Linked DNA regions of Homo sapiens: region 1 is linked to region 2. The links are chromatin loops, found by intact Hi-C in ENCODE. Cell type or tissue: endothelial cell of umbilical vein. All regions are shown on one strand. Each heading gives the region's core, and the rest is flanking DNA. Links, peaks and the distances in the headings are about the cores only.

Evidence for each region. A loop is a pair of places that touch in the nucleus more often than their neighbours do. Peaks named below come from ENCODE experiments on the same cell type or tissue, not always from the same donor. Only the 100,000 strongest peaks of a DNase experiment are listed, where the experiment ranks them.
Region 1: it touches region 2 in a loop (18-fold over the local background); 4 of 110 quality-filtered maps call a loop at or near these places.

What each region holds. Positions count from the first base shown.
Region 1 is chr6:52,809,024-52,824,780 of GRCh38, forward strand. It overlaps the pseudogene GSTA6P. Among named protein-coding and RNA genes, the nearest start is that of GSTA1, 13 kb to the left of the region's middle. RefSeq lists an enhancer at 6,559-6,608. In endothelial cell of umbilical vein, for the core only: a CTCF peak has its summit at 6,650 (motif pointing right); no DNase peak of the experiment used is centred there.
Region 2 is chr6:53,475,079-53,490,835 of GRCh38, forward strand. The region is part of intron 3 of GCLC-AS1 (GCLC antisense RNA 1); the gene reads left to right. Among named protein-coding and RNA genes, the nearest start is that of GCLC-AS1, 51 kb to the left of the region's middle. In endothelial cell of umbilical vein, for the core only: a CTCF peak has its summit at 9,751; a DNase peak (open chromatin) is centred at 9,703; H3K27me3 peaks cover 954 bases.

The DNA of each region.
Region 1 (15,757 bases), core at 2,699-10,698, 670 kb before region 2:
AAAAGAAGCAGCATAAGAGCAGAGGCCCAGGAGCCTGTTTTTCAAGATAGCCTCACAGTACATTAAGTTTGAGGTTCTCACTGGACCTCTTTCCATTTGTCACACTTTGCTGTGGGTCACCCCTAAAACCGAATGAAGTTCTTCTCTCTTGATTTTTGGTTCTTGTTGTTCTGCAAACTTGGCAGTGCCAGACAGAAACATCACAGTTTCCACTTGAGGCAGAGTATTGACTGTGACTTTAGATTTACTTTATCCTTGTTAGGTGGTAATCCATATATCTGACTGAATAATTCTCTATTGTAGTTTTGAGGCTTAAATCATGTAGCCACTAAAAAGCTGAAGAAATGCCTAGGGCGAGATCTGGGGAAGGGGCATGGACCTTCCATGCCTTCCCTGGACAGGCCACCCTCCAAGAAGCTCCACGTGTTCAGCTATCCAGAAGCTCCCAGGTACAGTTTCAAAGACAGGAAAATAATGGCTTGTTGTTCCCTCTGATCAGGGCAAGCTTTGCATCTTTTTCCTCAGGTGGATGCAATGAGCAATGAAGAAGCTTTTCACTCAAACCTGCCCTACCTTCTGTATACATTTCGACCCCGTAAGACAAAAATAACCAAACTGCTGAGTGCCTTCTGCCTTAGATTTTATGTTTAAACACTTGAGACCGTGAAGCATTAGGTGACAGGAAAGTAATTCAGCTCCACTGCGTGCCTTTTATATGCTAGTCATTAGGCTATGATTTTTATAAATATATTTACATTTATTTCTCAGAACACTCTACTGTGATAGATTTATATCTAAAATGTTTGTTATACACATGACCAAATACAGGTACAAGAAACATCGGTGACCTGTCCAGCGTCACAGTCATGAGAGAAATTAGTGGAATCACTGCAAGTAACCACTGATGCTACAAATAGGGTTTGCTCACTCTGCTGTGGTTTGTTTTACACATAAGCCCTGCCATTTACATAATCCCAAGACAGCCTCCCCAGCACAGTGATCTCGAACGTGTCTGTTTTCCTCTCTCATCATACTACAAATCCCAGGCTCACTTTTATGCCCAATATTAGAAGTTCTTAAAAAAGAAAAAAATAAAATTAATAAAGGAAAAACTAGGAAATAAGGTATGTCTTTAAAAGATACCCCTAAAAAATATATTTTTTCAAGCAAGCTACTAATTTTCAAAAAACAAAAAAAAAAGAAGCTCTCTCAATTATTTTCCATAAAACATTGTTCCATTACCTTTTCCATATGATGTTGTCCAATTCTAGTCATGATTGTGTTTCAAGACCTCACCTAATATTCCCATGGTAATGTGGGAAAATTGTTTACATAGTAAAATTGGTAAACATGGTAAAATTATTCATATAGTTAAAACCAGTGCATAGCATAGGACATCTTCTTTCTTCTCATTTCAAACTGTGTTTCCTACAAAACTTTTATTTATTTATTTATTTTGTTTATTTGTTTGTTTGTTTTTTTTGAGACAGAGCCTCGCTCTGTCACCAGGCTGGAGTGCAGTGGGGGCAATCTCAGCTCACTGCAACCTCTGCTTCCTGGGTTCAGGTGATTCTCCTGCCTCAGCCTCCTGAGTAGCTGGGACCTTAGGTGCACGCCACCACCCCCGGCTAATTTTTGTACTTTTAGTAGGGACTGGGTTTCACCATGATGGCCAGGAGGGTCTTGATCTCTTGAACTCGTGATCCACCCACCTCAGCCTCCCAAAGTGCTGGGATTACAGGCATGAGCCACTGTGCCTGGCCCTGTATTTTATTTTTCTTTGAGACAGAGTCTTGCTCTGTCACCCAGGCTGCAGTGCAGTGGTACAATCCTGGCTCACTGCAACCTCCGCCTCCTGTATTCAAACGATTCTCCTGCCTCAGCCTCCCGAGTAACTGGGATTACAGACACCTGCCACTACGCCTGGCTGATTTTTGTATTTTGAGTAGAGATGGGGTTTTGCCATGTTGGCCAGGCTGATCTTGAACTCCCGACCTCAGGTGATCTGCCTGCCTCGGCCTCCCAAAGTGCTGGGATTACAGGCGTGAGCCACCATACCTGGCGAATACTTTTAAATAACAGCTTTATTGACATGTATTCACATACTATAATTGCCACCCCTTAACAGAATATTATTCAGTAATTTTTAGTACATTTACAGAATTCTGCAAATACTGTCACTGTCTAATTCCAGAACATTTTTATCACCTGGGAAAGCAGTAGCACATGCTTTGGCAGCCATTCCCCATTGTCCCCTTTCTCCAGCCCCTGTCAACAACTGATTTCCTTTCTGGACTCAAATGGTCTGGATGGTTCATACAAAAGAATTCATGTTACATGTGGCCTTTGGTGTCTGGTTTCTTTTATGGAACATGTTTTCAAGGCTCACCCATGTTGTAGCATGCATCAGTACTTCATCCCTTTTCATAGCCCAAGAATATTCCATTGTCTGCTACAGCACAACTTGTTCCTCCATTCATCCATGGGTGGACATTTGGGTTGTTTCCACCTTTTGCATAGCATGAATAATTCTCCTATGAACATTTCTGTGCATGGATTAGTGAGGATGTGTTTTCCTTTCTCCTGGATGTAGACCTGGTAGTGGAATTGCTAGGTCATTGGTAACTCTATATTGGACTTCTCAAGGAACTGCCAGCAAAGGAGGAGACCCCTCCTCCCAGCTTTGCTGATGCAAAATCAGTCTGGCTGCTTAGGTCTGTATCAAATGCTGCACTTTAGGTAATCCTGGTATCTTGGGCACCAGCCTCTCAAACCTTAGTCAAGTGGACCAGTTCATACAACTGGCTGGAAACTTAGGTTCCTGGTCACCATTCTTGGAATTACTGGAACCTGAGATTCAGCTCCTTTGCAGCATTCTCTCCCCAGGCCTTCATCTACCGACTCTCAAACATTCTATGCCTTGTCCTAAGCTGTTGGCTGGAGTCCAGCCTCTGAAGTCCCGAGCACCTGGAATCATGATTCCCCATCCTCCTGAGTTCATGGTTCATCAGCGTTTGGAAACCTTTGTCAGGGTGCTGGATCCATAGGCTGCATTGTCTTCTAGAATCACACTTGCCTGAACCCTCCCCATATTCACTCTTTTCTCATCTCCATGGGACTCTGCAATACTGGACACCAGCGTATATGCCCAAGGCCCAGCCTGCTGCTAGTCGTGATGCTCCTTCCACGGTCCTGCCCACTCACAGAAGGACCGAAATCACTCTGTGTTCTCTGTTGATGGAAGAACAAAAAATATACTATATGGGGCTCTCTCCTTTATGTCTTTCCCACACAGGTTGTATTTGCTGGCAATGTAGTTGAGAATGGCTCTGGTCTGCATCAGCTTCATCCCGTCAATCTCAACCATTGGCACTTGCTGGAAGAACAAACTCCCATCTTTAGAAAATAGAAAAAAAAAAAAAGGCAGAGTGAAATTTCTATGAATCCCACCCTTTCAGGATGAAAAAGTGGTTGTGGAAATGACTAAATGTATAAAATGAAAAAAAAATTGCCTGGCAACTGTTCAAATGAAATAGGAACTTATTTTTAGCTTCTGGAAGTGCTTTTTCTTATCAAGCGTTCTTTTACTTTTTATACTGTTACTTCATTTATGTTTTTATTTCCCATCCAGCTACAGAATAGGTCGCTTGTATTGTCTGTGTTGATTTATTTTCATGATATCTTAGGAAGAAGTTGGGAGAGACTGCAACAGGTCACCAGCCAGATGCCATTTAACATGGGAATTTCTCAAAGTAAGTCTCATGCTGTTGAAGACATTAAACACAGTTCTGAGAGAAGCTTCTATGTAGGCTCTTTGTGTGCCCTTCAATACCCCCATTAGACAGTGTGTGCAGGGCAGGCTCTGTGTTTCTTACCCCATGGCTTCTACCCTGGCTCATGTCCCTCCTCACCCTGTGACCTGGACTTCCAACCAAGTCAACACTGTCTCATTATCTAAGCAGACAATATTGCAAAGATATCACCTTGTCAAACTTATAATAGAAACAATTCAAAATGGACCTATTTCAACTCCTTTTGTCTAAAACATGTCCTTGCGTGTCTTTGGATGGGGTGGGCTATATGAGATCCTGAGTTGATGACCACAGCTCACTCATGGTGCCAAAAGCAGGAAAGCAAGAAAAGGGATCCTCAGAGTGCTGGAGATGGTTCTCCAGCAAATACAAAGAGAAGTCTGGCCCTTTTTAGCCTGGAAAGAGTTGCCAGACCTGCTCTAGGAGCCCATCCTTTCCATTTTATGATTTTCTCCCTCTCCACCATCACCAACTACAACCCTACACACATGTAAGCATTGCTGGCTGTTCAAACCTCCCTGTGTACCTTCTACTAGATACCCTCCTCAGAGGCACTTAGAGACTTGATCTTACTATTTCTTAACTTTTCCAAATCTTTTGCAGATTCCAGAAATTTCTCTTCAAACTGGAAGCAGAAACAGTAAATGGGCTCTTATTAATTCATTCCATAGCACTGTAGACCTTTAACCTTGAATGGCTTCTGGCTGGTACATAATTTGGAAAATATAAGATTTCTGAGCTTGGCAGAGCACACAGAGGAGGCTGGTGGTGGCCATTTTGAAATTTACACTAGATCATCGAGAAAAGGGCATGGATCACAGCACATAGTCGCTCAATCTTCTAGTTCACTTTACTTCCACCTTGATCGCTCCCATGTCCATGATTAGGTCATGATTTGAGAGGGGATGTCACTGCAGTTAAAGGATCATGCAGTTCTTCTAATTATGATGTTGTCATATCTTAGGAAAGCATATGTCTCTGAGTGAGATCAGACCACAACCTTTGTGACCCCAGCATGGGTATGCCATAGGCCAGTGGCCACCAAAGATTCTGCCACCAAGGGCCCTCTGCTATAATTTACATCAGCTTAGTTTGTAGGAGCCCTGCTAAAGTTGAAATAGGTCATAGCTGTTGCACAGTTATAACTCTTGCAATTATAATTTTCCCTCCTGGAGAATATGGGACACAATAGAATAGAATTCTCAATTTCAGGAAGGAATTAAAGTCCCCACAGTAACATTATTTTTAATGAAAATCTCTGGCTTGTGACATGGCTGTGTGGGTTTAATATCACTGTTGTCATGTCCTGGCTTCTTGACTTTGGACACATTGTTAAATCTCTCTGTGTCTCAGTATCCTAATCTATGAAATGGGAATACTTATGGTACCTATGTTATAGGTTGGTATGAAGATTAAATTTCAAAGTCATGCAAAGCACTCAGAAAAGTAGCAAGTGTGTAAGTGCTCATTAAACATACACTATTAGGATTCTGAAGTATGGCTGCTATTTCATATCATCCTTAAAAAAATTAAATCAATCTAATATTGATGAAAATATACTCTATTGCTGATCTATATCAGTGATTTAAACTTTGAAATAAATCACACCTTGTCCTGAGTGTAGTCACTTTGGTTGGAATGGCAGCCAGCAATAAGGCTGTCTCAATCTGATCAGAAGCTCTGAGTGGATGCAGGTATTTAATACAACTATGAAAACCAGTTATTGCATAACAATGCAGTTGACTTAATAGGCAGAATCTATAAAAATAAAAGTCAAAGTAGACACTTACCAAGATTTCCTGTATTTCACTGTTGATATGATCTGGTACCAATCTTGACTCTGCCTCAAAATAGCTGTGTGATCTGGGAATCATCACTTAACATCTTCAAGCCTTAGTTTCCTCATCTGCAAAATGGGGATAGAATATTTTCTTAAACAGAATATTGTAATGTTTTCAAAATGCATGATACAGGGCCTGACCCGCGTGCATCAACATCAAGTAATAAATGGTAGTTGTGTTTGCAGTGGTTACTTATAGTTTAATGGAGTTCTTTACGGTGAAAGTTCAGGAATTTGGGGGTTTCTAGCTTGCTCCATGGAACAGTTTGTTGTGGATCTATGATCGCACAGGACCAGGATGTGGAGATCATGGGGGGTGTGTGCCAGCAATTAATAAAGCGTCCAATTCAGGACAAACCTAAGGAACGGTGGGTGGTCCTGGCAGGAGGGTGACCGAGGTGGGGTGGGATTGGCAAGTGGGATGTGCTTGTGAGGCTGAGGACTGGGTTGTGATCATCAGCCTTAGGGCACTGAGACCCCAGAAGCCTGAGCAAGGTCTGCAGTCAGCCCTGCCCCCGCCTTCAGTCAAGCTGGTTGGAGGCCAGGGAGTCTGGGTTCCTCCCAGCCTTGCCCCTCCCTCCCTCCTGCTGAACTCTTCCTACCCGGGCTCTGAACACATCCCTGAGCTGTAGAGCTGATGTCTGGGTGACAGGGTATTCATTCATACAAAGAAAACAACCTGGAATGGCAGTGTTTGGATTTCTTGTGTGCTTATTTCTTCATAGGATTGAGAAAGGGTGAGGCTAAAGTCCCAGGCCCTCGTGAAGCAATGAAGAAAGTGCCTTCCCAAGGTTCAGGCCCACACGGCGCTGTGAGGCTGAAGGGGCGCGCTAGAACTTCCTTTCACAGGATGCCACCTCACCTGAAACCCTCCTTTTCGGCTGCCACCCGAGGGACAAGATCTCCTGAGTCTGTCCATGAGTTACCCCGAGGAAAACCCTCAGGCAGCCCCTGAGGGACTCTGTTCTGGACTTGGAAGTGTTTTTCTCAGTGACACCTCTAGAGGGCAGCACTCAACGGAGTCCCACAGACACCTCCCAGCATTTCCTGCTCAAACACTGGAAGGATGACCTGGTAACGCTGGGGACTGCTTGGGTGTTCTCCTGGAAGCTCCTGATTTTAATCACCTGTTTACTTGTCTCCATTCTTATAGGTATGTAGGCTACTCGAGAGCAGGAACTGAGTCTGTCTCGTTCACTGTCTATCATCAGAACCTCACACAGCACCTGGCACTTAGTAGGTGCACAACAAAATAATCATCGAATTAATATACTCAGTCTTTAACAGGTTATTTGTTATAATCCACTGCCTTCCACCTCTCATGTGTGGTATGCATTTTAACTTTACATTCACTTCCTGATATACATTTTATCCCCTTATTACATAAATTTCTAACATGTATAAAAATAACACAAAAGTATCACGACCTTCCTTGTATTCCTCTCATAGAATCAGTAACTACCAATGTTATTGAAAAGAGTCAAACTCTGTAAAATATTTGGAGATTTATTCTGAGCCAAATATGAGTATCTAGTGCCTGAGATACAGCCCTCAGGAGATTCAGAGACCGTGTGGTCGAGGTGGTGAGGGTACAGCTTAATTTTACACATTTTCAGGAGACATGAGACATCAATCAAATATATATAGATGTACATTGGTTTGGTATGGAAAGGAGGGATACTGGAAGTGTGGGTTTCCAGGTTGTGTGTAGATTTAAAATTTGTCTGATTGGCAGTTGGTTGAAAGGGTTAAGTTACTATCTAACCACCTGGAATCAATAGAAAGGAATGTCTAGTTTAGGATAATAAGGGGTTGTAGAGAACAAAGTTTTACCCTGCAGATGAAGCCACCTGGTAGCAAGTTTCAGAGAAAATGATTGTACTTGTTTCTTATCAGACTAAAAAAGTTTGTTCTGTTAGTAATTCCAAAAGAGATGAGGTATAATGAGGCTTGTCCAACCCCCTCCACTTCCCATCATGGCCTAAATTCATTTTTCAGGTTAGCTTTGGAATGGCCTTGCTGAAAAGAGAGATCCATTCAGATGGTCAGAGTGAGGGAGGGAGCTTAGAATTTTATATTTGGTTTACACCAACTAAAGCCAATGTGTTTTCATATACATGCCCACCCACTTCCCCCATCTTGTAATAATGTAAGGAAATCCCAAATACCGTATATTCCATCCTTAGATACTTCAAAGTGTTTCCCTAAAACATAAAAACTATGATTCCAGCAAACCAGTCTCAGATTCCAGCAAACCAGTCTCATGTGCCCATTGGTTAAATGTGACCATTCTCGCCATGCTAAGAGGTGCGAGTATGTGGTAATAATGAATGTAGGGAAGTTAGTGGGAAGAGGAAGAATTCAAGAACTAATATTTATTGAAAACTTTCGACTGATCCTTCCTTCCCCAATGCTAGTCTCTTTCAATATGTTATATCTTGACTCCTCCTTATAGTCCCATGAAATGCTTGTTATTATCTCCATTCCTTAGTTAGTGAAATGGAACATCAGAAAAGTTAAATGCAATGTCCGCTATCACACTCCACGTGGTGATGAACTTGAAAATCCACACCCAGGACGAAAATGAAGGTAGGCCTAGAACCCACCCAGGTGAAGGCCCTGAGAACCCATGAAGTGGCTGTGAAACCAGAGGATGTCACTGACAAGGAGGACCACCTCTTTGGCTGTTAGGCTGAATTTGATGAAAAGCAGAAATTAGGCCTCAGGCTTGCTTAACTGTAGCTCGAAGAACCAAATTCTTTCAACAGACAGAGGACCCTAATTTCTTGCTTCTTTTGGTTTTCTGTATTCCACCTCTTTGGGGTGCATTTTGTTTTATAACCTGGAAAAACATGTTGCCTCATCAACTTTGCAGGCTTGAATAGGAGATAGTATCTATTCAGCATCAGTCACACACTGGCCATTCCTCCAAATTTATCTTCATTTTATCTTACAAAAATCACCTAAGTTGAATGTTATTATTATTCTCATTTTACAACTGGTGATACTGAGATTTTTAAAGCAACTCGTCCAGAGTAAGTGGTGAATCTGGGATTCAAACCCATTGCTATTCAAAACCAATGACTGAGCCTTATTTTCTGTTAGTGTTTCTCAAATATGTATGCTAATTTTCCAGAAAATTGTGAAAGCTACATATTTTTTAAAGAAAATAGGAAAGAATAAAAAAATACCAGAGAGCATGACATGCTGGAGAGTAAGTAATGTTTCATGAGTTTTTAGTTTCAGTTACATGTATGTTATGTGTATGGATATTTGCATGTGTGCACGTTCATTTGGCCATTGCAAATGGTTAGAGATAAATTCACTAGGGATCATCAAGGAAGTTTGTTGGCCCTTGCTCTATCCCAGCCTGCTTGGGAGGTGGAGCATAGCAGAGAACCAGCAAATGAAAACCAAGTGTACAGGGACAGGCCATAAATAATTGGATCATGAATGTGAGTGGAAACACACAGGACTCATTGAAAGCATGAGTTCCAAGACTTAGGAACAGTGGCATTTTCTCTCCAAACCCCCAACTCTGTTATAACATATTAAGATTCTTCTTGCAAAGTTTTGTGGTCATCGAGGTTGATACATTTGTACAAAAATATACTTGTCTTTACCAACAGATGTATTTCTAAAAAAGTACGTATGACTTGAATTTAGACATTAAAATCTTTTAAATGTCTACATTTTAAAATGTGGAACTCAACAGTCTAACTTTTAGAAAGTAAATAATTATTTGAAACATACTTAATCAACTCATCTGTCTTGTAATTAGAGACTTTACACATTGCACTTTCCTCTCATTGGAAATGGAAATAGCATGATTCAGCAGAAGGAAAGGGAGAGTGAACCTCACAGAGAGTGGGGTGTGCTTCTTTAATTGTTATGGGCTAGAGTGCACAGAGTGATTCAAATCGCACACTGGCACCCTTAGCCATTACTGAGGATCATGTTTCAAAGGGAAATGAATTATTATTATCTCACATAACATTTTATAATAATGCTCTCGCTTACATGTAACATATCACCTTCACTATATGAGGTTTCCAAAGGCCAGGCCAACACTGAGGCAAAGGTTACCACTGAGCTTTGTTGGGTCAACAGAAAATGAGAACCAGAGAGGCTCGAAGATTTGCCATGGGTCACACACACATTCTCCTCATTCATGGTCAATATCTAGGGAGTGTGTCTACCTTCTGCAACAACCCTGGGAAACGGCTCCTAATATCCTAATTAAAGATGGGCACACTGAGGTTCAGAGAGCTAAAGCGACTGGCCCACGCTGCACACTTGGTGAGTGTTGGGTCAGCTTGAACTCCTTCTGATTGCAGGTCCATAGCTTTTCTACTCCACCCTGTAAGCTGGCTCTGCTTCTATCTGAGAAATTGTTTCATATTTTCCCATACAGACTCCATTAACCAACTAAAGATTGGAAGGGAAGGGCGAGAGGGGGACACCTGAATCTCGAGTTCCTTTCTGTTAGCAACTTTTCAGGAGCTTGATTGGAGAAAATAATAATAATAAAAATGTTTCTTTCTCTACTTTGGCAACCCTAAAAACTTAAATGAGTTGAGAACTAGTATAACTGTATTTTCCTCAACTAGAAAATGGGCTTGTTTTGAAAGGAATATAAGTGGTGAAATTCCAGTAGTAAATTAGAGTTAATTTACTCTTGGTCCCTGGGTGGTCCTAATTATTGCTTCATATCAGAGAGAAGGGAGACTGAGATAAATCACAACTCCTTCCATTATGAGGTTCATAAACTCAGTAGGCTCTTCAAATTCTGAGCTCAAGTTTCTCCTTTCAAAATAGGGATAGTTATATCTATCTTTGAGGGCTGTTGAGAAAGTTCAATGAAATATTGTATATAAAATTTATAATAGGAACTGAATAATGAGAGTGACCTCCTGCCCCCACTTCTTGGGATGTGGATGAGTCTCTCGGAACACACTGGGTAGCACATGAGTCTCCTCTCTCTTTCTCTCTTAACCCATCAAGCTCTGGTAAAAATAAGATTTTATATATATCTAGATTTCTTTTCGAATAAGTCATATAATGAGTCTCTTTTTTTAAAGCTCCTATACAGAGATTAATGATAGTCACTGATACAGTCAACCTGGGTTAACAAAGTTTTCAGTGAAGTTTCAGGGAGGCCTGACCCATCGTTAACACAGACTTACTTAACTCCTAGACTGCAGCAGACCTGGTTCCCAGGTTGTTTTATAACCTGGAAAAACAGACGTTTTATAATCTGGAAAAAGGCTCCCATACCCTGCACCTGGTGGGCCTCTCTCCTCAGGCCAGGCCTAGCTACCACCCACTCCCTGCTCTGAGCACTGTGAACCTGTCCTGTTCCCAGGCCCTCTTTGCATAAACTCCAGTGGAGTGAGAGTGAGCCTCACTGCTTCTCTCTCCAGCTATTCATAGCTCTTGGGCAGGGTCTCACTCTCAATACTTGATGAAAATGGTTGCTCCTCTACAGCATCCTGTTCCTTACCTGAAAATGCAGACATTTTGCTAACCTTTCTTCTATTTCTTGTTTTCAGCATATTTCCTTCTTTTAAAAAGTTTCATTCAAACTGACTAACATTGATTGAGCTGTTTCGGTGTCTCAAGCAATAGTGATGGCTTGTAGCAGAAAAATATTTGGTTGGATTTGGTCTCTGCCCTAAAGTGGTTTAGATCTAGTCAGAATAACAGGCTTCTGGCCAACTGACAGAACAGAATGTGCTCAGCAGTGATTTCACTTTAAAGGATTCCTAGAAATTTCAACCCGGGAATCATGATTCTGTTAACCAAGGAAATCAGAGAAAGGGGAGAAGGCTGCCAGGCTGAGAAAACTGAGGACTCTTGCCCTTCTGCCCAGGTGGGCTCCTTCTTTCCAGGGTAGCATCTCAATCTGCAGGTTCAGTAGATTTTGTACCTCCCAAATGTCTGCCTTCCTACCCTTCAAATTAGTATCAATCCTCATTCTTGTGCAAACATTGCCTTGCAACATGCATTTCTTGTCATTTCAGTATCTTCTCACATGGGTGTTGTATTAGTCCATTTTCACACTGCTATAGGGACCTACCTGAGACTCGTAATTGATAAAGAAAAGAGGTTTAGTCCACTCATAGTTCTGCAGGCTGTACAGGCTTCTGCTTCTGGGGAGGCTTCAGGAAAATGACAATCATGGCGGAAGGTGAAGGGGAAAAAAGCACATCTTCACATGGCTGGCAGGAGAGAGAGAATGAGGGGGTGGGTGCTACATGCTTTCAAACAACCAGATCTCATGAGAATGCTATCACAGGACAGCAGTAGGAGAATGGTGCTAAAACACTGAAAACCACCCTCATGATACAATCACCTCCCACCAGGCCCCACCTCCAACACTGGTGATCATAATTCAACATGAGATTTGGGTAGGGACATAGAGTTACACAATATCATTCCACCCCCTGGCCCCTAACATTTCAAAACACAATCATGCCTTCCCAATAGTCCTCCAAAGACTTAACTCATTCCAGTATTAACTCAAAAGCCCAAGTCCAGAGTGTCTTCTGAGACTAGGCAAGTCCCTTCTGCCTACAAGCCTGTAAAATCAAGAACAAGTTAGTTACTTCCAAGATATAATAGGAGTACAGGCATTGGGTAAATGGTCTCATTTCAAAAGGGAGAAGTCAGTCAAAACAAAAGAGCTGCCGGCCTCATGCAAGTCCAAAACCCAGCAGGGAAGTCATTACCTCTTAAAGCTTCACAATAGTCTTCTTTGACTTCTTTGACTCTTTGTCTCACATCCAGGCCATACTGATGCAAGGGTGGGCTCCCAAGGTCTTGGGCAGCTCTGCACCTGTGGCTCTAGACAGTACATTCCTTAGGCTGCTTTGACTGGCTGGTGTTGAGCACCTGCAGCTTTTCCAGATGCATTTTGCGAGCTGTTGGTGGATGTATCATTCGGGGGTCTGGGGTACAATGGCCCTCTTCTCATAGCTCCACTAGGCAGTGCCCCAGTGGAGACTCTGTGTGGGGGCTCCAACTTTTCCCTTCCCCACTGCCCTAGTAGAAGTTCTACATGAGGGCTCCACTCCTGCAGCAGGCATCTGCCTGGCCATCCAGGTGTTTCATTAAATCTTATGAAATCTAGGCAAAGGCTCCCAAGCCTCAACTCCTGCTCTCTGTGCACATGCAGGGTTAACACACATGGAAGCTGCCAAGGCTTCTTACAGCTTGCACCTTCTGGACCAGTGGCCTCAGATGTATCTGGGGCCCTTTATAGCCATGGTTGGAGGTGAAGCAGCTGGGACACAGGATGCCATGTCTCGAGGCTGCACAGAGCAGCAGGGCCCTGGGTTTGGCTCACAAAACCAGTTTTCTCTCCTAGGCCTCTAGGCCTGTGATGGGAGGGGCTGTCACAAAGCCCTGGACATGCCCTGGAGACATTTTCCCCATTGTCTTTGCTGTTAACATTTAGCTACTTTTGCAAATTTCCAAACTTTTGCAAAAGGAACAGTATGTTAATAACTAAGACTTTTGCAAATTTCTGCCACTGGCTTGATTTCATCCCCTGAAAGTGGGATTTTCTTTTCTATCACATGATGAGACTGCAAATTTTCCAAACTTTTATGCTCTGCTTCCCTTTTAAATATAAGTTTCAATTGCAGATTGATTCATTCAGATTCAATGACAGATTTCAGATCATGTCTTTGTGAACACATATGAACATGTGTTGTTAGAAACAGCCAGGCTAAATCTTGAATGCTTTGCAGCTTAGAAATTTCTTCTACCAGATACTCTAAATCATTTCTCAAGTTAAAAGTCTCACAGATCTCTAGAACAGAGGCACAATGCCACCAGTCTCTTTGCTAAGGCATAGCAAGAGTGACTTTCACTCCCATTCCCAAAAAGTTTCTCATCTCCATCTGAGACCTCCGCTGGACTTCACTGTCCAAATCACTATCAGCATTTTGATAACAACCATTCAACTAGTTTCTAGGAAGTTCCAAACTTACCCTCATTTTCCTGCCTTCTTCTGAGCCCTCCAAACTGTTCCAGCCTCTGCTCCTTACCCAATTTTAAAGCTGCTTCCACATTTTCAGGTATCTTCATAGGAATGTCCCACTTTTCTGGTACCAGTTTCTTGTAGTAGTCCATTTTCACACTGCTATAAAGACATACCTGAAACTGGGTAATTGATAAAGAAAAGAGGTTTAATCAGCTCACAGTTCTGCAGGCTGTACAGGCGTCTGCTTCTGTGGAGGCCTTAGGAAACTTATATTTATGGTGGAAGGCGAAGGGGAAGCAAGCACGTATTTACATGGCTGGCAGGGGAGAAAGAGAGTGAACAGGAAGGTGCTACACACTCTCAAACAACTATATCTCATGAAAACTCTATGAGAAGACAGCACTAGGGTGATGATGAGAAACCATTAGAAAACACCCCATGGTCCAATCACCTCCCACCAGGCCCCACCTCCAACACTGGGGATGACAATTCAGCATGAGATTTGGGTGGGGACACAGAGCCAAACTATATCAGGTGTCATATTTTTTTCCTGTGAATTATTTTATAGCCTGGACAGGTCTTACATCTGGATCCAAAAGGAGGACATCACTGAAGCTCCTAATCTTTCCTTTACATTTTTCCCCACTATTAAACATTTATTCCAGGACATTGTTGACTTATATTCTAATGGCACCATATATATTAACTGGGTTCCTTTAGGTGCATTTTAAAAACTGGTTATAAGGGCTGGGTATGGTCACTCACACCTGTAATCCCAGCACTTTGGGAGACAGCGGTGGGAGGACTACTTGAGCCAGGAGCTTAAGTGCAGCATGAGCAACATAGCAGACCATGTCTCTACAAAAAAAAAACAAATTACATCAGGTGCAATAGCGTGCACCTGTGGTCCCAGCTACTCAGTAGACTGAGCTGGGAGGATTGATTGAGCCCAGGAGGTGGTGATTGCAGTGAGCCATGATTGTGCCACTGCCCTCCAGCCTGGGCCATGGAGAAAGACCCTGTCTCTAAATCAAAGCAAAACAAAGCTAGTTATATGCTGCAGTAATTATTTAGTTATTCTATCAGCTTCTGAATTTTAATACTTGAGAAGTCATGTAGTCTGCAGATTCCAAACCACAAAATATTTTGCTCCCATAACCCAGAGGACATTCAGAATATCTGGAGTCATTCTTGGTTGTCACATCAAGGCAGAAGGTGGTGGGTAGTGCTTCAACATAGGTAGGTGGAGGCCGGTGATGCCTTGGAACATCCTATCATGAACAGGACAGCCCCTGCACCCAAAGAATTACCCATCCCAAGGAGTGCCAAGGGTAAGATGAGAGACTTTTCCTTAGCCATTTTCAAGGTTTGCTGTGAGTTGGTTGAACCCTAGAGAATGTGACTTGTCATCTAGCTAATTAGTGGGAAAGAATGAATCAGAGTCTAGTTTTCCTGACATTCAGAAACTAATTTATTCCTATTATAAATCAACCTTAATTTTGAATTTTCACAGCTATAAAGTATTACAGTTACTTATATACACATTGTGTCCCTACTAAATTGTGAGGTTCCGAAAGAGCAGAGAGGTCTCACAGTATGTTTAACACAGTGTATTGCACATGGTAGTATTACAATATCACTGATACTTGGATAGATCACACAGCAATGCTAGACATTTTAGCAGTCACAGAGATTTCTATAATTTCATCTTTTGAACTTACTTGAGAAAATCAAATGATATAGAAAAAATTAAATACAAAAATTAAATAATAGATTCAAGATAATGGATCAGCCAATCCTGATTATCAGACTCAATTTTCTACAATTTCACAGAATAAATAAAGATATGGGTGTGGCTCACTGAGTAGACCCAGAAGGACTAAGGAAGGAGGAATTTGGAAAAAGCAAGGTTATCAGGCAAGTGTTCAACTGGGCAAAGGACAAGGATTAACAGATATTTGTTGAATCAGGAAACTGAAAATTCACAATAAGGGCCATTATTGTTTTTGATTTTGTTAGTCACTAATCTAGGTCATCTTGCTTTGTAGAACTAATAGTTCCTCTCCCTCTCCCTCTCCCTCTCTTTGGTCTCCCTCTGTTGCCAATACTGCCGTG
Region 2 (15,757 bases), core at 5,064-13,063:
AATAGGAAGAGGACTGTTTAAGTCAGTAATCAATAAGTTTCAGCTTTTCCTGATTGTGTTAGTTTCCTGGATTGGCTGTAATGAAGTATAATATAATAAGCTGGGCAATTTAAAACAACAGAAATTTATTCTCTCACAGTGCCAGCAGCTAGAAGTCCAAAATCAAGGTGTCAGCAGGGCCATGCTCCCTCTGAAGGCTCTATGGAAAAATTATTTCTTGCTTCTTCTAGTTTCTGGTGGTTGCTGGCAATCCTTGGCGTTCCTGGATTTGCAGCAGTGTAACTCCAATCTCTGCCTCCATCTTCACACGGCCTTTGTCCCTGTGTGTCTGTGTGTCTCCAAATATCTCTTTTTATAAGGACATTGATCAGTGGATTTAGGGCCCACCATGATCCAATAAGACCTCATCTTGACTTGATTACATCTGCAAAAGCCTTTTTCCAAATAAGGTCAAGTTCACAGGTACTGGGGGTTAGGACTTCAACATGTCTTTTGTGGGGATACAATTCAACCAACAACACTGATTGACATTAATGGTGTGCCAAGAGGATTGGTGAAGGTGGCAGCAAGGAGACACACTGTCTGTGGAAAATTTAAAAGCAATAATAAAACCAACTGAAAAATCAGTCTTTGTTATTAACACCATGCTCCCAGAATTCTAAACAATATTGACAGTCAAATACTCCTATCAGGGCCCTCCCACCTGGCCTGTACAGGGATGTTTGTGTTTGTACACCATTTACATGAGTTTTCTAGAGCTGCCATAACAAAGCACCACAGATTGGGTGGCTTAAACAATAGAAATTTATTTGCTCACAATTCTGGAGACAAGGAACCCTAGATCAAAGTGTCAGCTGGATTGGTTTCTCCCAAGGCCTCTCTCCTTGGCTTGTAGATGGCCATCTTCTCCCTGTGGTTTCACATAATCTTTCTTCTCTGTGAGTCTGTGTTCAAATTTCTTATTCTTATAAAGACACCAATCATGTTGTATTAGGGCCCACTCTGATGGCCTCATTTTTAACTTAGTTACCACTTTAAATTCCTTATCTCCAAAGAAAGTCACATTCTGAGATACTGGGAGTTAAGAGAGTTCAAAAATGAATTTTGAGGGAGACACAGTTCAGTCCATAACATTCTTGAACCCATCTATAAAGTATTTTAGGTATGATTACAGTAGAAACAAAAATCCTACATTTTCCAGAAAATACATTCTCCTATTCACTAGCATTCTGTTACCATACATATTACTGCAGCATTCACAAATGGGTTCCTAGGAAACACAGTTTCATGGGATGTTTTTAAAAGACACTGCTTGATAAAAGTGGTCCATGGTCAAATAAGTTTGGGAAACAAAAAAAAAAGAGCAGGTTTTCTCAAACTTGGCTTACCTGGTAACACCTTTTAGAAAGGTGCTCTGTAGAACAAAGTTGAAAGAAGCTGGCTTATGGCAAATTTTAAGACTATAAAAATTGTAGTGGTATTGTTAGGAGCACATATATATATAAAATTGCCCTTAATGGCGTGAACCCGGGAGGTGGAGCTTGCAGTGAGCCGAGATCGCGCCACTGCACTCCAGCCTGGGCAACAGAGCGAGACTCCATCTCAAACAAACAAACAAACAAACAAACAAAAAATAATGCCATTAGTCACTGAAAAGTTATAATAATACTCTTGTATATGTATTTTACTACCACAGAGCAACAAAAAGCTAGTAACTAAAAACTTGGTAATGTTATTATTTTTTATTTTTAATTTATTTTTATATATTTTTTCCTCAATCTCACATCATTGACATGTAGTAATATTTTAAGGCTATCTTTTATGACTGGAGTCTAGAACACAAACAAACATAAATTTGAGAATTGAAGAAGAGTTAATTGATGTTAACCCTAATGTCCATTAGTTGAGAGCCATTGGCTAACAGATCTGGCATGAGATTGAAAGTAAAGACAGCATCTTCCATGGAGGCCTTGCAGTGTTCCTAGATCCACTTTACGTAAAAGAATGAAAATGACAGAAAAGTATAAAGAAACAATTAAAACCATCCAAAATCTGACCAGCTAAAGGAAATCACTGTGCATATTTCAAATTGCTTCCATTCTTTTTAGTATGCTTACTTGTATTTGTTGCATAGTTGTTATTTTATTGCATATCAGGCTCCATGATCTGTGTCATGTACTAAAACCACATGATGATTATTTTATCATGTCATTAAAAATTATTCATAAATACCTTTTCTAGCAGTTGCAAATGCTACATACCATTCATTCCAAAACATAACATTTATAACTGTTTCTGTATCAGTAGACTTACTTTGGGTTGTCTAATTTTTTAAAATTATAAGTAGCACTATGAAGAGATATTGTTATACTGATATACATGAATATATATATATAATATGCACTTTGCATTTCTGATCATCTTCTTATGATAGATTCCTAGAAATAGACTATCTCAGTAAAAATATGAATATTTTAAAGCTCTTAGGTTAGTGTTATCGAAGTGTGGGAAAGTGCCCATTTTGCTTTATCTCTGCCAGTGTTGTGTATTATACTCTTAAAAAAACCCGACTCTACCAATTTTGTTAGCAAAAATTAATTCCATTTCCCGTTTCATTTCCTTGATTACAAGTAGGTTTGTTTATTTTTCTATTCATTCATTAGCTTTCCCTTTTTCTTTTCTTTTCTTTTTTTTTTTTTCAGATGAATTCTTTCTCTGTCGCCCAGGCTGGAGTGCAGTGGTGCAATCTCAGCTCGCTGCAACCTCCGCTTCCCAAGTTCAAGCAATTCTCCTGCCTCAGCCTCCCAAGTAGCTGGGATTACAGACACGTGCCACCACATCCAGCTGATTTTTGTATTTTTAGTAGAGGCGGGGTTTCACTATGTTGGCCAGGATGCTCTCAATCTCATGACCTCAGGTGATCCACCCGCCTTGGCCTCCCAAAGTGCTGGGATTACTGGCGTGAGCCACCATGCCCGGCCTAGCCTTCCCTTTTTTCTTAATTTTTATTTTTAAAATTTTAATTGTGGTTAAAATACATATAGCATAAAATTTACCAGTTAACCATTTTTTAAGTGTACAGTTCTGTAGTTAAGTAAATCCATGTTCAACCAATCTCCAGAACCCATTTCATCTTGCAAATTGAAACTATACATTCATTAAACAACAATATCCCATTCCCTCTCCTTATAGTTCCCAGCAATCATGATTTACCTTCTGTCTCTGAATTTGACTACTCTAAACACCCCATATGATTAGAAAAATACAATACTTGTCCTTTTGTGACTGGTTTATTGAACTTAGCATGTCCTCAAGGTCCATTTATGTTGTAGCATGTGTCAGAATTTCCTTTTTTTAAAGGCTAAATATTTTATTGCATGTATATACCAACCACATTTTCCCACCTTTGGTTTTGTTAAATCTTTATTTGTTTTTATTTTGTTAACCTTTATTTTCAGTCCAGGGGTACACGTGCAGGTTTGTTACTTAGGTAAATTGTGTGTCACAGGGGTTTGGTGTACAGAGTATTTTGCCACCTAGGTAATAAGCATAGTACCTGATAGGCAGGTAGCTTCTCAATCCTCACCCTCCTCCCACCCTTCACCCTCAAGTAGGTGCTGGTGTCTGTTGTTTACTTCTTTATGTCCTTGTGTACTCAATGCTTAGCTTCCACTTATAAGTGAGAAGATGTGGTGTTTGGTTTTCTGTTTCTGCACTAGTTTGCTCAGGATAATGGCCCCCAACTCCATCCCTGTTGCTGCAGAGGACATGATCTTGTTCTTTTCCATGGCTGTGTGGTATTCCATAATGTATATGTACCATATTTTCTTCATCCAACCTACCATTGATGGGCATTTAGGTTGGTTCCATGTCTTTGCTATTGTAAATAGTGCTGCAATGAACATACACACGCACGTGTCTTTATCCTAGAATGATTTTTATTCCTTTGTGTATATACCCAATAATGGGATTGCTGGGTTGAATGGTAGTTCTAAATTCTTTGAGAATCACCAAGCTGCCTTCCACAAGGCTGAACTAATTTACTTTCCCATCAGCAGTGTGTAAGAATTCCCTTTTCTCCACAACCTTGGCAGCATCTGTTGTTTTTTGACTTTTTAATGACAGCCATTCTGACTGGTGTGAAATGTATATGTCACATTTCGTTTAAGTCTGCATTAAATCTGTAGATCACTTTCAGTAGTACTCAATCATAACGGTATTAAGTTTTCCAATCCATTAACACAAGACGGCTTTTCAAGCTTTCCCTTTTTTGTGAATTTTTTTTCATATCCTTTGCCTTTTCTAGGCAGTCTTAATATCTTTAATTGTCAATGTTTACCAACTCTTTATATATTAAGGACATTCACCTTTTGTTATATTGTGTCACATATTTTCCCCAGCTAGCTATTCAGCTTTCCATTTTAATTTTTTTTGGGGGTGGGTGGGGGCGGGTCGAATCTCACTCTGTGGCCCGGGCTGGAGTGCAGTGGCATGATCTCGGCTCACTGTGACCTCCACCTCCTGGGTTCAAGTGATTCTCTGCCTCAGCCTCCTGAGTAGCTGGGATTACAGGCACTCGCCACCACATCCAGCTAATTTTTGTATTTTTAGTAGAGACGGGGTTTCACCACGTTGGCCAGGCTGGTCTTGAACTCCTGACCTCAAGTGATCCTCCTGCTTCGACCTCTCAAAGTGCTGGGATTACAGGCATGAGCCATCGTGCCCGGCTTAGCTTTCCATTTTCTTGATGATGTTTTGCTATGAGTTTTATATCAACTTAAAGTTTACAGTAGTCTTTTGAATTTTTTTTAAGGATAATTTTTTAAAACTGCACTCAGCTAGAAAAATAGCTAGCATTTATTGAGTGCTTACTATTCTATAAGCACTATCTTAAATGCTTGACTTGTACTAGTTCTTTTATCCTCACAACTCTGTAAGTGCTATTATTACCATCCCTACTTTGCATACGAAGAAACTAAGGCATAAGCAGGTTAGGTAACTTCCCCAAGGTCACATAGTTAAAGTCAAGCAATCAGATGCCAGAGACCTTGTTCCTTGAGCTCTATGTTCTACTGCCTCCTGTCCTTATTTGTGCCTTTTTCTCTCTATTCATGATCAATCATTTTATATGTTTATCAGGGAAAATGACTAAGAAGCAGGGAGTCTTTTTTTACTATACTTTAAGTTCTGGGGTACATGTGCAGAACGTGCAGGTTTGTTACATAGGTATACACGTGCCATGGTAGTTTGCTGCACCCATCAACCCATCACCTACATTAGGTATTTCTCCTAATACTATCCCTCCCCTGGTCCGCCCAACCCCTGACAGGCCCCAGTGTGTGATGTTCCCCTCCCTGTGTCCATGTATTCTCATTGTTCAGCTCCCACTTATGAGTGAGAACATGTGGTGTTTGGTTTTCTGTTCTTGTGTTAGTTTGCTGAGAATGATGGTTTCCAGCTTTATCCATGTCCCTGCAAAGGACATGAACTCATCCTTTTTATGGTTGCATAGTATTCCATGGTGTATATGTGCCACATTTTCTTTATCCAGTCTATCGTTGATGGGCATTTGGGTTTGTTCCATGTCTTTGCTATTGTGAATAGTGCCGCAATAAACATGTGTGCATGTGTCTTTATAGTAGAATGATTTATAATCCTTGGGGTATATACCCAGTAATGGGATCGCTGGGTCAAATGGTATTTCTCGTTCTAGATCCTTGAGGAATCGCCACACTGTCTTCCACATGGTTGAACTAATTTACACCCCCACCAACAGTGTAAAAGCAGTCCTATTTCTCCATATCCTCTCCAGCATCTGTGGTGTCCTGACTTTAATGATCACCATTCTAACTGGCGTGAGATGGTATCTCATTGTGGTTTTGATTTGCATTTCTCTAATGACCAGTGATGATGAGCTTTTTTTCATATGTTCGTTGGCTGCATAAATGTCTTCTTTTGAGAAGTGTCTGTTCATATCCTTTGCACACTTTTTGATGGGGTTTTTTTCTTGTAAATTTGTTTCAGTTCTTTGTAGATTCTAGATACTAGCCCTTTGTCAAGTGAGTAGGTTGCAAAAATTTTCTCCCATTCTGTAGGTTGCCTGTTCACTGTGATGATAGTTTCTTTTGCTGTGCAGAAGCTCTTTAGTTTAATTAGATCTCATTTATCAATTTTGGCTTTTGTTGCCGTTGCTTTTGGTGTTTTAGTCATGAAGTCTTTGCCCATGCCTATGTCCTGAATGGTATTGCCTAGGTTTTCTTCCAGGGTTTTTATGGTTTTAGGTCTTACATTTAAGTCTTTAATCTATCTTGAATTAATTTTTGTATAAAGTGTAAGGAAGGGGTCCAGTTTCAGTTTTAAGAAGCAGGGAGTCTTTGCAAGCTCAAGGTAGGATCTTTGTCAAACAGGAAATATGGTATTATGCAGCAGTGAAACGAGGTCAGTTCTGAGTCCTCAGTCTAGGTTACAGGAACAAAGTTAAGAGTTTGTTCTTATGAGGAATAGAACTGAGTATGTCTCTAGGTCAAGAAAAACACTGTGGCAAAAATGAGAACATTGAGCAACTAATTCAAAATTTCATATGGAACAGTTTCAATAACCATCGGGTAAATGACTTCTTATGGTGAGTGTGCTCAGAAGTGCTCACTAATACTGGTTGATTGAGAGTGATATTTACAATACCAAACAGTCATGTCATTAATAGTATAACAACTTTTTCTTACCAGGGGCTTTTTTGAGCCAGTAAAGGAGAGGATCTTCCCTAGGATTTTTGTTTGTTTTTAAGACTAGCAATGTGCTAACTGCATCCCTTCTACATCCATGAAAGAGAATGCACCCTAGGCTCTCTAGACCAAACTCAGGCATGCTTTACTTGTGGCGTGCATTCAAAAGGAGGAGAACATGGTGAAAATGTCTTGAACATCATTCTAGTAACCATAGTGATACCAAAGCAAACCTGGATCCTTATCTCATATCTTGTTTATTTTTCAGAAAGAATTTATTTACACATAGACCTTTAATTTTGAAAAAGATGCCCCTCTTTGTTATTTGATTGTGTAAGTGATGTTTTGTTGGCCTTGCTTCACAGCAAGTCTCTGTAATACCTCGGTATGTTGCCAGTGGCTGTCTCTGTCCTCACAAACAAATGTTCCATACTTGTCTGACCTGGGCAGCCAGGCTATGGGGTCCAAGGAAGGATAGAACACCTGGAAAGTGACAGCAATGTTTTTGGGGTCAGAACTCTCAAAGTGGAAAAGTTATTCAAGATCCAGCTGCAGAATGAATGAGCACGTTCTCTGCTTTTAAAAAAAAGTTTTATTTTTTAAAAAGAAGTAATAAAGCTGGGCATGGTGGTGCTCTCCTGTAGTCCCAGTTGCTCAGGAGGCTGAGATGGGAGGATTGCTTAAGCCCAGGAGTTTGAGACTAGCCTAAGCAATACAGTGAGACTCCATCTCTAAAAAAACAAAACAAAACAAAAAACAAAAACAAAAAAAGAAAGAAAGAAAAGAAAAAGGAGTAATAAAGAGAGATATTGGTGCCTCACTGCTCTAAAGGGCTTTGAGGAAACAGTTCTAGGCTCTCCACAGAATTTGGAAATGCATCCTGGGGGGGTGGACTGTGAAAAACATCTGAGACATAAGCTCTATGTGACACTTGGTGGGTACTCATGAACATTCAGGGTTCTTGAGGGCCTGAACTGCTTGTTTTGGTAGCCTTGCATTTTCAGGGCAACAATCCCTGGCATCGAGTGGACCCTCAAGAAATATTTGTTAGCTGCCAGATGCAACTTTCCGCTGTATTGTCAACACTTTTTCAAAACACGTCACTGAGGATTTCAGTAACTTCCCAGCAGCTACAAGGAATCTTGGGAACCTTTTCTCTAGGCAGAGCAGGCTATTTAATACCCCATTTGTAATAGGGTGATTTAAAGATACTTTGAAAGCCAATCTAAGAAAAGACATTTCTCCGATGGTGCCTGAAGTTCGATGCATAGAGGTTTTTCTTTCTGTTACCCTCACTAAGTTCTTTGAAAATGCCTACAGAAGGGGTGTTCATATCAGGCCCTTGTGCTTCACGAGAATAAGTTGATCGGGTAAAAATTTTCTCCATAAGAGAGACCACTATTGGGAGGGGGCAGCTGCCCAGTTAGGAGGGTTAGACTTGTCCTGCACCAATATTGTCAAGCAAGTGGGCTCAAGGGTCCCTCTGGACTCTCCTACTTAACCTTCACTATTGGCTTAAATATAGGAGTGACCATCCCCTCTCCAGAAACTGGCCTCAGTCCTGTAGCTTATTTCTTGGGATCAGTGACCCACCTCCACTTTCCACCACCTCCAGAGGCTCGAGAGAACCTGTCCCTGTCTAAACAGCCATTATTAAATGTGACTGTATTTTTTTCTCTATAGGAATGATGTATTTTCTATTTAAAAAAAAAAAAAAAAAACTCCCACAATCTTTGTGTGACTTGCATTTGAGAGCGGCCAAAGGACCTACTTGCAAAGCAGTGCAGAGGCTGACATTTACTGATAATCTGCCATGCACGAGGCACCCGGCCAGAGGGACGCTTCCTGTTCAAAATGACTGTTAGGCAGATGCTATCATTTCCATGTTACTGAGAACAAAGTTGAATCTCTGAGAGAGAAAAAAAGGAACATTCACAGGGTCACAAAGGTGGGTTGAATTCCAGAGACCCTGTTCTCTCTACAGCAAGGAAAATTACCCATACCCAGGAGAGCAGGGAAATGTCATAAATTCTTTGTATGCCCTCACTGCACTTTGCACAGGGCTTGGAGTCTTTGATGGAGAATGCATGTAACATAACCCACTGAAATTAAGCTTAAACAAAAATGATACTTTGCTGGGAGGGATCCTGGTCACCCCCTAAAATCCGAGGAAAGTTGAACAACCAGGCCTCAGTACCAAGAGTTCTTGGGTTTTATATCTGTCTAATGCTACACCCGCAACTGGACTAAATAACCTGCATCTCTGTCTCTTAGTCAGAGTTCTCAAGAGAGAGACCCTAATTGGCTCCTGGTCAGCCAATGAACTTCCTCCTCCTGAGTCAGGTGTTCACTTCTAGTCCAATCAGCTATGACCAAGAGTCAAGCAAAAGCAAAACTTCCGGGGGCTAATTCTGAAGTCTGCCCAATGGTGTCTACTGTACCCAGATATAATTCAATACATGTTTATTGTCTGGTGTTTTTTGTGTTCATTCGTTGCAACCAAGTTCTTTAAGAACCTTGGATACATCGTCCTTCATTTAATCATCAGGCGGGGGTTGATAGGCCATAGTGATCAAGAAAAATATGTGAAATTTCTATATGCCAGTTATCGCTGTGTTAAAAACCTTCAGAGCAAATTAAGAAAGGAGAAATAAACTATTTGTTCTCAAAAGCTTGGTTTCAAGGGGACCGAGGAAATGGGAAAAGCATCTGTGGACAAGGCTATTGTGCTTGCTGCTGGAAGACTACCAAGGCCAGTTACTAAACGGGTGGGCAGCAACAAGTAGTTGCTTTGTTTTTTTTTCCCCCATAGGAAGTTGTTGTCTCTGTTTTGCAAGTTTGTCAAATTTCTTTTGTTTCTGGGGTCAATAACCTAGATACTTGAGACTCTTTTTTTCCCCTTCCGAGGGTCCTAATTTTGCATTTTACGTAACACCAATCTTGACCAAAAGCTGATTTATTAAGGAGGTTTCTTCTGGGTTAGTTGTTGGTGCTGGAGGCTGCGTGTACATGACTTAGTCTTCTACTGCCACCATGAGGGAGATGCTGGAATTGCAAGGCTCTTTTAGTTATCAAATGTAAATTTTCATAAATGAAAGTGAGCACGTTTAAAATTATCTCTATCTATTTATCTATCTATCTGTCTGTCTATCATGTTCATATATATATAAAATGGAACAATCCACCTCCTAAAACATATCCTCTGAAAGGCTTAAAGAGATATATAGTATTGCCAAGTGTGTCTGAGTTAGGTAGGCGAGGGTTTGAGACCTGCCTCTGCCTACCACTACAACCGCCCTTACACTAGACATTTAAGTCTTCTAAGCCACAGGTGTAAAAATGGTCTGATAGTACCCATTTCACAGGGCTTGGTATTGAAAAAATGACATAGCCTGTGTCAGTCTCTAGCATTTGGTAAGTACTCAATAAATGATTACCATTGCTATCACCTGAAATTGACCACGGCTGAAAGTATTAGAAAAGCTTTCTGCAGGGAGAAAGAGGGGTGAGGGTGGAGGGTACCAGTAACCCCGTGAAAACAAACACCAGTGCACAACTGGAGTGGATGCTCAATAAACATATGAAAGGTTCAGGGGAAAGGGGTAAAGTCACCAGGGATGGCTCTAACAGCCAAAAGAGGGATGGAAAACACTCTTTTAAGCTGACCATTTTAGAGTCAAAGAACCAAAAATATAGAATGTTCGTGTGGTAAGGATTCTAGATATGTACTCCAGCTTTTTTTTTTTTTCAAGTGGGGCAACCGAGTGATTGAATCACTCTTCAAGTTAAAATGTTAATCAGCAGTAAAGTGGGACTAGAACCCAAGACTTTTGTTTTCTTTTCTTTTCTTTTTTTTTTTTTTTTGAGACAGGATCTAACTCTATTGCCCGGGCTGGAGTGCGATGGCACATTTGTAGCTCACTGTAACCTTGAAGCCCTGGGTTCAAACAATCCTTCCGCCTCAGCCTCCTGAGTAGCTGGGACTACACTCACACACCACTGTGCCCAGCTAATTTTTATTTTTTTGGGCAGAGACAGGAATCTCACTATATTGCCCAAGCTGGTCTGAAACTTCTGGCTTCAAGTGATCCTCCCGCCTTGGTCTCCTAAGGTGCTGGGATTACAGGCATGAGCCACTGTGCCCACCCCCTCAAGACTTTTGACAAATAATCCAGAGCTCTTTATATATAAGCACCAAAATATCAGTCAAGATTAGCCAAATCAGGATTGTCTTGGATTGAAAAAAAAAATGGGCAAGTTGCTTAACCTGATTATGCTTTAGTTTCATTACTGGCAAAATGGCAATCATAATATCCTACTGCAGGGGTTCTAGTAAAGACTGAGATGCCACATGGAAAGCATTTAGATTTGTGCAATAAATGTCCACTGGTATGATTATATGAGTACAGACTTCATCTGGTACAATTACACCGTCTCCTGAATGTGATCAACAAAACTTTGCCATCTCTAAAACCACTGGCTTCCTAACCCTGCCTCCATGATAAACTCTTTAATGGTGGGAACATTTGTACCTCTTTATACGTTCTCGTGCCTGTATAATTACCTTTTTAAAATTAAACTTTTAATTTTGAGGTAATTCTAGGTTTATATACAGTTATAAGAAATAATACAGAATGATCCCATGTACTCTTCACCCAATTTTTTTCCAGTGGAAACAGTTTGAAGAACTGTAGTACAGTATCACAACCAAGATATTGGCATTGACAAGATCGACCCATCTTATTCAGTTTCTCCTGTTTTACTTGTATGCATTTGTGTGTGTGTGTGTGTATTTAGTTCTATACAATTTTATCACCATTGTAGGTTCATGTTTCCACTTGACAGTCAAGACACCAAACAGTTCTATCTTTCATGAGGATCCCTTGAACTGGCCTTTTATAACCACACCAACCTCTCTCCTGTATCCCCCTGCCCCATCCTGAAACTCTAGCAACCAATTTGTATTGGGCTTTTTTTTTTCTTGATTATAATTCACTGGAGACTCATCCAGATTGCTGCCGATATCACTAGTTTATTCCCTTTTGTTGCTGAGTAGTATTCGATGAGATAGGTGAGTAGTATTAGATGAGATAGATGTACTGCAATTTGCTCAGCCATTCACTTCTTGAAGGACATCTGGGTTGTTTCCTGTGTTGGGCTAGTAGGAATAAAGCTGTTGTGAACATTTGTATACAGCTTTTGTGTAAATATAAGCTTTCATTTCTCTGGGATAAATGCCTAAGAGTGCAACTGCTGGGTCGAATGGTAATCACACATTTAGTTTTATAAGAAATTGCCTAACTGTTTCTTAGAGTGGCTGTACTATTTTATATCCCCACCAGCAACACACGAGTAATCAGGTGTCCTGTGTCCTTCCCAGCATTTGGTATTATCACTAGTTTTTTATTTTAACTCTTTAAATAGGCAAGTAGTAATACTCATTGTGGTTTTAATTTGCATTTCCCTAGTGGCTAATGATGTCAAACATCTTTTCACGTGCTTATTTGCCATCTGCCTCACCTCTTTGGTGAAATAGTTCTTTTATGACTTTTGCCCGTTTTATGATTAGATTGTTTGCTTTTCTCTGTTGAGTTTTGAGAGTTCTTCCCATATTTTAGATATAAAGCCTTGACATATTTTACTTTTAAAGTACACATCAACACTGGATTGTGAGCAGCATAACATACGTGGTACATAGTTGGAAGTAAAGCTCTCCTCAGCAAATGTAAAAGAACAGAAATTATAACAAACTGTCTCTCAGACCACAGTGCAATCAAACTAGAACTCAGGATTCAGAAACTCACTCAAAACCGCTCAACTACATGGAAACTGAACAACCTGCTCCTGAATGACTACTGGGTACATAACGAAATGAAGGCAGAAATAAAGATGTTCTTTGAAACCAATGAGAACAAAGACACAACATACCAGAATCTCTGGGACACATTCCAAGCAGTGTGTAGAGGGAAATTTATAGCACTAAATGCCCACAAAAGAAAGCAGGAAAGATCTAAAATTCACACCCTAACATCACAATTAAAAGAACTAGAGAAGCAAAAGCAAACACATTCAAAAGCTAGCAGAAGGCAAGAAATAACTAAGATCAGAGCAGAACTGAAGTAAATAGAGACATAAAAAACCCTTCAAAAAATCAGTGAATCCAGGAGCTGGTTTTTTTGAAAAGATCAACAAAATTGATAGACCGCTAGCAAAACTAATAAAGAAGAAAAGAGAGAAGAATCAAATAGACGCAATAAAAAATGACAAAGGGGCTATGACCACCGATCCCACAGAAATACAAACTACCATCAGAGGATACTATAAACACCTCTATGCAAATAAACTAGAAAATCTAGAAGAAATGGATAAATTCCTTGACACATACACCCTCCCAAGACTAAACCAGGAAGAAGTTGAATCTCTGAATAGACCAATAACAGGCTCTGAAATTGAGGCAATAATTAATAGCTTACCAACCAAAAAAAGTCCAGGACCAGATGGATTCACAGCCAAATTCTACCAGAGGTACAAGGAGGAACTGGTACCATTCCTTCTGAAACTATTCCAATCAATAGAAAAAGAGGGAATCCTCCCTAACTCATTTTATGAGGCCAGCATCATCCTGATACCAAAGGCTGGCAGAGACACAACAAACAAAGAGAATTTTAGATCAATATCCTTGATGAACATTGATGCAAAAATCCTCAATAAAATACTGGCAAACCGAATCCAGCAGCACATCAAAAAGCTTATCCAGCATGATCAAGTGGGCTTCATCCCTGGGATGCAAGGCTGGTTCAATATATGCAAATCAATAAATGTAATCCAGCATATAAACAGAACCAAAGACAAAAACCACATGATTATCTCAATAGATGCAGAAAAGGCCTTTGACAAAATTCAACAACGCTTCATGCTAAAAACTCTCAATAAATCAGGTATTGATGGGACGTATCTCAAAATAATAAGAGCTACCTATGACAAACCCACAGCCAATATCATAGTGAATGGACAAAAACTGGAAGCATTCCCTTTGAAAACTGGCACAAGACAGGGATGCCCTCTCTCACCACTCCTATGCAACATAGTGTTGGAAGCTCTGGCAGGGGTAATCAGGCAGGAGAAGGAAATAAAGGGCATTCAATTAGGAAAAGAGGAAGTCAAATTGTCCTTGTTTGCGGATGACATGATTGTATATCTAGAAAACCCCATCGTTTCAGCCCAAAATCTCCTTAAGTTGATAAGCAACTTCAGCAAAGTCTCAGGATACAAAATCAATGTGCAAGAATCACAAGCATTCTTATACACCAATAACAGACAAACAGCCAAATCATGAGTGAATTCCCATTCACAATTGCTTCAAAGAGAATAAAATACCTAGGAATCCAACTTACAAGGGATGTGAAGGACCTCTTCAAGGAGAACTACAAACCACTGCTCAATGAAATAAAAGAGGATACAAACAAATGGAAGAACATTCCATGCTCATGGGTAGGAAGAATCAATATCGTGAAAATGGCCATACTGCCCAAGGTAATTTACAGTTTCAATGCCATCCCCATCAAGCTACCAATGACTTTCTTCACGGAATTAGAAAAAACTACTTTAAAGTTCATATGGAACCAAAAAAGAGCCCACATTTCTAAGTCAATCCTAAGCCAAAAGAACAAAGCTGGAGGCATCATGCTACCTGACTTCAAACTATACTACAAGGCTACAGTAACCAAAACAGCATGGTACGGGTACCAAAACAGAGATATAGACCAATGGAACAGAACAGAGCCCTCAGAAATAATGCCACATATCTACAACTATCTGATCTTTGACAAACGTGACAACAACAAGAAATGGGGAAAGAATTCCCTATTTAATAAATGGTGCTGGGAAAACTGGCTAGCCACATGTAGAAAGCTGAAACTGGATCCCTTCCTTACACCTTATACAAAAATTAATTCAAGATGGATTAAAGACTTACATGTTAGACCTAAAACCATAAAAACCCTAGAAGAAAACCTAGGCAATACCATTCAGGACATAGGCATGGGCAAGGACTTCATGACCAAAACACCAAAAGTAATGGCAACAAAAGACAAAATTGACAAATGGGATCTAATTAAACTAAAGAGCTTCTGCACAGCAAAAGAAACTACCATCAGAGTGAACAGGCAACCTACAGAATGGGAGAAAATTTTTGCAACCTACTCACTTGACAAAGGGCTAATATCCAGAATCTACAATGAACTCAAACAAATTTACAAGAAAAAAAACAAACAACCCCATCAAAAAGTGGGCGAAGGATATGAACAGATACTTCTCAAAAGAAGACATTTATGCAGCCAAAAAACACATGAAAAAATGCTCATCATCACTGGCCATTAGAGAAATGCAAATCAAAACCGCAATGAGATACCATCTCACACCAGTTAGAATGGCAGTCATTAAAAAGTCAGGAAACAACAGGTGCTGGAGAGGATGTGGAGAAATAGGAAGACTTTTACACTGTTGGTGGGACTGTAAACTAGTTCAACCATGTGGAAGTCAGTGTGGCGATTCCTCAGGGATCTAGAAGTAGAAATACCATTTGACCCAGCCATCCCATTACTGGGTATACACCCAAAGGATTATAAACCGTGCTGCTATAAAGACACATGCACATGTATGTTTATTGCAGCACTATTCACAATAGCAAACACTTGGAATCAACCCAAATGTCCAACAATGATAGACTGGATTAAGAAAATGTGGCACATATACACCATGGAATACTATGCAGCCATAAAAAATGATGAGTTCATGTCCTTTGTAGGGACATGGATGAAGCTGGAAATCATCATTCTCAGCAAACTATCCCAAGGACAAAAAACCAAACACCGCATGTTCTCACTTATAGGTGGGAATTGAACAATGAGAACACATGGACACAGGAAGGGGAATATCACACACTGGGGCCTGTTGTGGGGTGAGGGGACGGGGGAGGGATAGCATTAGGAGATATACCTAATGCTAAATGACGAGGTAATGGGTGCAACACACCA